Linked DNA regions of Homo sapiens: region 2 is linked to region 1. Evidence: chromatin contacts called from ENCODE Hi-C or POLR2A ChIA-PET data. All regions are on one chromosome and are shown on one strand. The core of a region is the stretch at or near the end of the contact, and the rest is flanking DNA. Distances in the headings are between cores, read along the strand shown. Region 1 holds the start of ARK2C (arkadia (RNF111) C-terminal like ring finger ubiquitin ligase 2C). Region 2 has its middle 18 kb from the start of ARK2N.

Region 1 (3,935 bases), core at 895-3,394:
ATGCCCTAGAATAAGGTATGATTAAGTAGTATCATGATACGTTCACTAGTTGGAATATATAAAAGCATTTGAAATGATAATTACAATGGCTACGTAAAAGGACAGGAAAATGTTTCTGATAAAATGTTAAGTTTAAAAAGCAGGATGAAAAATATGTAGATTATGATGACAATTCTGATATATATGCATACTGTCCAAGCCTGAAATAGAACAGGAAAAACTTCTAGTAGTTAGGTGTTTGTTAAAATCCTTTCATTTTTTTCAGATTTCAATTAGTAGTGGCATTGTGTTTATTTATCAGATAATGAAAAAAGGAAAGAGCTGGTGGTAGAAGTGGGTTGAAAAAAATTGCCTAGGGTGAGACTTGGACTGCTATTGGGAGACTTGCCTCTGGCCGTCTTCATCCCTGAGTTCTCTGGGGGCAGCCAGAGTTTAGGGTGGGAAAGAGAGCTCAGGCCTGAGAGATCCACGGGCTTATGGGAGAGAGAATGGTGAACCCTGGGTTCTGCCCTTGCCACTGGGAATATGGTAGCTGTCTGGGTAAAGCCAGGCTGTGGTTTTCCCTTTGCTGTCTTGTCCATTGTCTTACCTCACTTCTCCCATTCTTTATTCTTCAAGTCTCAAAAGCCTTAGAAGTCACTTTCCCGGAGTCAGCCTCAACTCCTCCCCTTGCCACCCACTGGGCTGGGTGCCCCTCCAAGGCTCCCCGTTTGCCCAGCTTCCCGTGCTGCCCATTTCTGCATGGAACAAGCTCTATGGTGATTGCCCGTTGGCATCTCTGAGGCCCTCTCTGGCCTCCAAGAATTGGGATCTTGGGCAGATCGGGATCACCTCCCTATGCCCTTGCTCAACACAGCATGGATTAAATGAATGACCCTCCTTTTCCAAGGTGAGGGCAGGTTGGGGTTGGATTAGATTCTTTCCAGCTCCACATACTGTGATTTTTACCATCTCCTATTTATCAGACTCATTAAAGAAAGAAACCACTGGGCTTTGAAGACAAGTCCCAATGTAGGGAATGTCCTCTGTCTTTCTGCCCGTGGGTGGGCCCCTGAAGCATTCTCTGGCCTTAGTGTGTGAACTGTGAGCCTGATTGTAGGCGTAGGGTTGCCTTGGGAGTTTTCACAGAAGGTCAGCTGAGCATGCAAGAACACCGCCTCAGTCGTCCTCCTGGCAACAAAGCTTGCGGTGAAGGCTCTTTGATTGGGTCTTGCTTGTCCCCAGCTGGACTGTCACAGGGCACATGTGACACGGTGGCTGCGCCTCCACGTGTGAATTTGCAGGAGCCTCAGAGCCTGATGTTACATATCCGCCTGCTGGCTGTGGAAGTGGGCGTGTCTGTGCACATGGCTGGGTGTACCTGTCTCAGATCAGGGCAAAAGGTAGATGAGTGGCCCTGGGTTTTCTGGGCAGTGTGTCTCTGTGTAGACTGTTGGCAAAGACCTCAGTGAATGAGTGAATTTCAATTCAGCAAATAATTATTGTGAGCTTTGTGCTCTCCAAGAGCAACGACGCGGTGCGCCAGGCAGAGAGCCTGGGGAGTGTGCGTGTCTTACCTGTGTCTGCATCGTGTGTTCCCTCTGTGTGTCTCTGAGAATGCGTTCTTGGCACGCGTCCTGCGTTAACAAGGCGTTTGGTGTGTGCATGTCTGTGTGACAGTGCCTGGGTCCTGTTTGCGGCTGCTTGTTCGCATTCCAGCTTCCCTTGTGCCCGCAGTCAGGCTCTACACGTGCGCCAGCCTCCGAGCGCACGTCCCCGAGTGACCCGTGCGCGGTGTGCAGGGACCTCAGGGTCGTGTGCACTAAGGGCGCTCGTGCCCGTCTCTCTGCACTAAGGAACGCACCTCCACATGTCTGAGTGCACGTCCCTCTCCATGTGTGCACGTTCCGTGTTCACGCCGCCCATGTCTGTGCAGGGGCGCTTCACGCGCGCCCTCTCCGGCCCGCGGGCGGCCAGGGACCCGCGCTGGGCTCCACGCTTCCCGTGGGGCTGACCCCTCCCTCGCGCCCCGCAGCGGGCCGCAGCGATTGGCCGCCGGCCCCCTTCCAGCCGTCACCCCTCCCTCCCTCCGCCACCCGCGCGCCCGCGGTCCCCGCTGTCCCCCGCGGTTCCGGCGAGGCCGCGCCGCGCTGCGCTCCGCTCCCATTGGCTGCGCGCGCCTTTGTGTGGCGGCAGCTGCGGCCCCAGCGCCTTTGAATGTCGAGAGGGGCCGGGAAGGGAGCCTTTCCATGGGCCATCTGTCTCCCCGCCAGCCGCCGCCCCACCGCCGCCCGCGCCCCGCGCTCCGCCTCCCGCCCCGGCGGCTCCCGCAGCCCCGCCGCCGCCCGCGCCCGCGCCCCGGAGCCGCGCCACAAAGGGCCCGCGCGCAGCCGCCGCCGCCGCCGCCGCGCGAGGAGCCAGGATGGTCCTGGTCCACGTCGGCTATCTCGTGCTTCCAGTGTTTGGCTCTGTGCGAAACAGAGGTATCGCTTTTTCCTTTCGGGGTCTGCTTCGGAGCGTGGATCGCCGCAGGCACCGGGGCGGGGGCGGGCGCCGCGGGCGGCCGGGGGCTCAGGGCACACCCGCGAGGACGCAGGGCGAGCGGTGGCTTCCCCCCACCCCATTTTAGGGGGACCCCCGAGGGTGGGGGCGGCCGCCCTCGTGGGAGCTTTTGTAGTGAAGTTAGGGTTTGGCGAATTTGGGTCCCTTCCTCCCCAGCCCCATTTTTTATTTTTTGCGGCGGACGTGGTTCCCCCAAATCACAGCCCCTTCCCCTAATACCTAGCCCTGTATGATCGAAAGGAGAAAGATACATGACCGTGTGTGTGTGTGTGTGTGTGTGTGTGTGTGTGTGTGTGTGTGTGAGAGAGAGAGAGAGCGCGCGCGCGAGAGCATGCTTGGTTTTCTGTGGTTTGCTTTTTTTGAGGTATATGTGTGTTTTGTGTTATGTGTGTTTTGTATTCATTTTTTGTTCATTAGTACCGATGGCTGGCTAGCTGGGACCTGGGTCTCTGCCCTATCCCATGCCCCAGCCCCCACCCTCTCGTGGGCACTTGCACGATTTTCCATCCCATCCTTTTTTCGTCTTTAACCCTTTTTGTGCATCGCCCTTGTGCTATTGCCCTGCTCACCCCGCCCCCCGCAACTGTCTTTGTATGACAGTTGCATACACGGGTTCAAGATGCTTGGGCGCGTGTGTGTGTGTGTGTGTGTGTCTGTATGTGTGTGTGCATGTGTGCGAGTGTGCGCGCGCGCCTCGGAGAGTCAGACCTGCGCTGCTGTGCCCTCCTTGGGTCCGGCTGGAGCGGGGCGTCCGGCCCTTGGGTGTTGTGCTGTGTGTGAGGATGAGGTGGGAAGCTGCCCCCACGCCAGGCCTTTGCCCCGGGCAGCGGTTGACAAAGCAGCGGGCCGGCGCGGGCTTTGTTTTTAACTGTGATAAATGGGGTGTGTTTGCACGGTCCCCTTTCCCCACATCCCCTCTCCCTCACATTCTGCTACAACAATAGCTTGATTTTCCCCTCTTCTCCCCACCTCCACTCCACATTTCTTTCATTTTCTTTTAATAAAAAATTCCCACCTCCCAAGCAAATCCGAGATGCATTTAGATTCATTTTTTTTCTTTTTTGTATTCTGCCTCTGGACTCACATTTCTCGTCTTGGAAATGTTTCTTCTATCCTCTCCCACTCCACGTCTGCTTAAATCCCTGCTGGCTCAGGCCCTCCTCCCCCTCTCCCCACTCCCTCATACACAGAATGATGTCTTCCCTTGGCCGACCAGGGCTCCTCTACCAAGTCGGGGTGGGGGGTGGGGTCGCAGGGCCAGCGCTTTAGTGCGCCCCAGGGGCCCGATTGGGCAAGAAAAGGAAAGCCCAGCCCTATTTTATCCAGCCCAGCTGTCCCCAGCCCCGCGCCTCTCCCCAGAACCTAAAAGGCAAGCTTGGCCCCCTTAGGCCTGT
Region 2 (3,935 bases), core at 732-3,231, 180 kb before region 1:
GTGAGTCCACCCAGAGCAGTTAGCCACTCCCAGGAGCTCTTTTCCTTCCATTCCCTCTTTTCCAACAGTTGTGTTGATTTTCAGGATAGCTGCTGCAGAGAAGAGAATTCAAAGATGGAGGAAGGTTTTGTGTTGGGGATCTAAAGCCAAAGGAACTTGTGACTTTTGGTCATGCTGAGAGACAGGTGACCACTAATTGTGTAGCCCTTGGCTGGTCTCTGTCTTTTTGAGACTGAGTTTCGCTCTTGTTGCCCAGGCTGGAGTGCAGTGGCACGATCTCGGCTTACTGCAACCTCTGCCTCCCAGTTTCAAGCAATTCTCCTGCCTCAGCCTCCCAAGTAGCTGGGACTACCGGCATCCATCACCATGTTGGCCAGGCTGGTCTCGAGTTCCTGACCTCAGGTGATCCACCTTGCCTGGTCTCTTAATGCTCTTAGCCTGAATTTTATCATCTGTAAAAGGAGAAATAGGCTTAGATGATTTTAGAAAACTCTTCTACTTTGTATCTATGTTCTTGTTTTATGGATGTGAAAGTACTCTGAAAAGTTTGATTTCTACGCAGATGTGAGGTAGTTCTTTATTTCAGAAAGCAATAACAATGCGAGTGCCCACAGGGTGGATATGGGTTGTGAAATGGAAACTCCATCCCCTACTTCTTGCTTCCCTGTGGAGGGGTCTCTATTGGAGCCACATTCCTGGAGTCTCTCTGGCCTGACTCTCCCGGCAAGAAGAATGGTTCCCATCCGGTAATATTTTCTCCACCCAATATTTTACCTGAAATGTCACCAGGAAATATTAATCCCCATGGATCTCATGTCAGCTGCCCTCCTTTATATTTCAAGACCATGGTGGGAGGTAGAGCATGAAACCAGATCACCTTCTGGTGTGAAGATTTCAAGGGAGAAGTTGAGGTGGGAAGCCTCACCAGGTATTCTCTTTAGGACTTGCCTGAGAGTAGATTCTGGGCTGCTCAGACAGGGCAGCGCTCCTGTGACTGGTTGAATAGTCTGTCTACATTTGCTGTGACAGGAATGGGATAGGAAGTTCATGGAGGCTGCTCATTTGCACCGTGTCCCCCAATCCAGCTTTGATCTGCCATAAAGTTGACATTTAAGTGTTCGCCTGTTTCCTGCATCTTATTTTTTAGTTGCTTCCAAACTTGAGGAGAGAAAGAGAAAGGGTTATTTATTACACAGGCCCCAACCCTAGCAAGAGAAAAAAAAAAAATCACAGTCCACGTTATAAGTCTTCCTTGGGATTTTGTTCTTTTTTTCTTTTTTCGAGACAGGGTCTCACTCCGTCATCCACACTGGAGTGCAGCTATATGATCTGGGCTCACTGCAGCCTCCACCTCCCAGATTCAAGCGATTCTCCCACTTCAGCCTCCCGAGTATCTGGGATTACAGGTGCCCGCCACCATGCCCAGCTAATTTTTAGTATTTTTAGTACGGATGGGGTTTTGCAATGTTGGCCAGGTTGGTCTCGAACTCCTGACCTCAAGTGATCCACCTGCCTTGGCCTCCCAAAGTGCTGGGATTACAGGAGTGTGCCACCACACCCGGCTAATTTTTGTATTTTTAGTGGAGACAGGGTTTCACCATGTTGGCCAGGCTTGTCTCAAAGGAGATTTTTTTCTTTTTTCTAAATTCCTCCCTTACCCTTGCCTTCTCCACATCCAAATGAGTATCAGCCTCTGGGCACTCATTCCCAAAATGACCTAGTCCTTTCATTCCACTGTGACATCTTTCCAGAATGCTTTTCCTCTTCTCTATGAGGCAAAATTCTTGTCATTCTTAGAGTCATGGCTCAGAGTTCTCCCCCTCAGTGAGTCAATCCTTCTCAAGGAGCTCAGGCTGAGTTTGCAGCTTCCTTGTCTCAGTTTCTAGGACTCTATTCTATTATGCTATCACTAGTCCTAATGGGAGGCGACCTCATGCCCGTCTTACCCAATAGAGCAGACTAGGTTGAGTGCTGTACCTGGAAGTTCCTCTGGCCACATCTATGTCTTCTTAGAACTATTGTGTCTGGGGTTTCCTGGGTGGGGAAGGCAAATGAAACCTCAGCAATGACTGGTATGAATTCTCCTGCCAGGTGGGGGCCTTAAAGTAGAAATCAAATTGATTTCTAGGAAATGAAGAAAGTGATGTTTCTTGCATACTTGAGTTGGAGGGCTAGAGTATTATTCACTGCAAATAAATTCTGACCTTGTTTTTTCATGAAATGTTGCTCTCCTTCTCACTCTTCCACCCTAGAAATTTTGTCAAGGCTTGAATCAGTCCAGAATTTACTCTATTGTTCCCTTACCTGTTGCTTGGAATGTGACCGTTTGGGGAGTGTGTTTTGTTTTGTTTTGTTCTGAGACAGAGTCTTGCTCTGTTGCCCAGGCTGCAGTGCAGTTGTGCGATCTTGGCTCACTGCAACTCTGCTTCCTGGGTTCAAGCGATTTCCTGCTAATTTTGTTTTTTTTTATTTTTAGTAGAAAAAGCATTTCACCATATTGGCTAGGCTGGTCTTGGACTCCTGACCTCAAGTAAACTGGCTGGCCTTGGCCTCCCAAAGTGCTAGGATTACAGGCATGAGCCACCACACCTGGCCTGGGGAGTGTTTTACCATTCCTGAGACTAGATGGTGACAGGTTCTTACAACAGCCTGAGCAAAGCCTGACACAGAGGGGGAACCCCTTCAGTGGATGGGTCCTTCCTGCCACAGACTAAATGTAAATAAAGTCCTTCTGCTGTGTCTTCAGTGAGGATGGAGAACAGAGGGCTGCTCAAGGTCAAGTTGTATACTTGGAGGCTGGAGAAGAAGCCCCACACAGAGAAAGCCCAGGTGAGCTGAGCAGGACAGGAAGGATCCTCCGAGACCTGCAGATCATGCCACCAACCAGCACCAGGCCTACATCCAAGGAGCGCAGGGTATCCAGGAAGAACATCAGGCCGTACTCTCTCTCAGGCTAGACCAGTCACTTCTATTCCAAAGAAGACTTCTCAGGGCTGGAAGCATCCCCTCCCCTCTGTAGTCCCTCTCTTGTGCTTGCTGCCCTCCTTGACCTTGGTTCCCTTGGTTTCCAGTGAGCCAAGTGGAGGTGTACTCTCCCACCTCGTCATGTGCAGCCTGCCTGGGAACACAGTGTCTCCAAGGCTGACTGAGGAGAACAGAACTTGAGGAGAAAAACAGCAGCACAGAGAAGGAAAAACAGAGTGGGGCCTGGGGAGAAAGGAGAGCTCTCAGCTGGGGTTTCCCACAGAAGCAGAGTCTCAGACAAGAGCTTGCACACAGGTCATTAATTTTGGGAATTACCCCAGAACAGGAGTGAGGAACTGGAGAGAGTGACCCAAGGAAGGAGGGAGAGCCATTCCAATGTGTGCTGCCTTATCAAGCTCATCTCCAGGGAGGCCGCCTGGGCGTGGTCCACCTGTTTGCCCCTAAAGAGAACCAAAGAACGAGCTTCAAAATTGTTCGTCTGAGGGAAATAATAGAGGATGTTTATCCACCAGTTCTGGCCCCCTCGGGTCAAGGTTGCCCCATAGGATGTTAACTCCTTCTGTCTTCTAGGTTTGTCCACATGCAATCCAGAGTGTCCCAGGAGGGAAACCCCGGGGCAGGTGATACCTACAGGCAACTGCAACAATGACTGGAGGGTAAATGTGGACCAAGGTGTGAGCTGGGGCACCATACAAAAGAGAAGGGTGAGGAAGAAGCTGCAGCACAAAATGGAGATTAGAGGGAAAAACGAGGTTAGTGGAGCCATCATCATCTGCTTGCCCGATGCACACAGCAAGTCAATATGCCGAGACACCGGGTTGAAGCAGAGAAAGAGGTTTAACTGTAGTGTCACTGAATGAGGAGATGGGAGAAAACCTCATCTCCATCTCTCCAAGGAATTTGGGGTTAGGGTTCTTAAGGGTTTTGGAGTGGGCAGAAGTGCGGAGATC

Evidence for each region. A loop is a pair of places that touch in the nucleus more often than their neighbours do. ChIA-PET counts read pairs that join two places held with the same protein, here RNA polymerase II (POLR2A). Pooled maps may share reads with other maps.
Region 2: a loop to region 1 is called in a pooled map, with 2.2 times the contacts of the local background. The contact joins the enhancer-like site here to the promoter of ARK2C in region 1. A Hi-C loop is called at or near these places in 4 of 168 maps with a recorded cell type or tissue (PC-9, mammary epithelial cell, naive thymus-derived CD4-positive, alpha-beta T cell and 1 more), 7 of 37 single-sample maps with no recorded cell type and 9 of 50 pooled maps. POLR2A ChIA-PET finds 5 or more read pairs at or near these places in 2 of 52 experiments (OCI-LY7 and activated T-cell).

Annotation. Positions count from the first base shown.
Region 1 is chr18:46,331,874-46,335,808 of GRCh38, forward strand. It overlaps ARK2C (arkadia (RNF111) C-terminal like ring finger ubiquitin ligase 2C), which reads left to right and starts at 2,145. Exons shown (of 8, transcript NM_152470.3): 1 at 2,145-2,462. The coding sequence starts at 2,402. RefSeq lists enhancers at 976-1,587, 1,588-2,198.
Region 2 is chr18:46,153,935-46,157,869 of GRCh38, forward strand. No RefSeq gene overlaps it. Among named protein-coding and RNA genes, the nearest start is that of ARK2N, 18 kb to the right of the region's middle. RefSeq lists a silencer at 1,951-2,157. Within about 2 kb of position 1,982, at least 6 of the 41 ENCODE cell types and tissues checked have a DNase peak (open chromatin) inside an H3K27ac peak, as active enhancers do; they include PC-9 and mammary epithelial cell, where a contact is called at or near this core.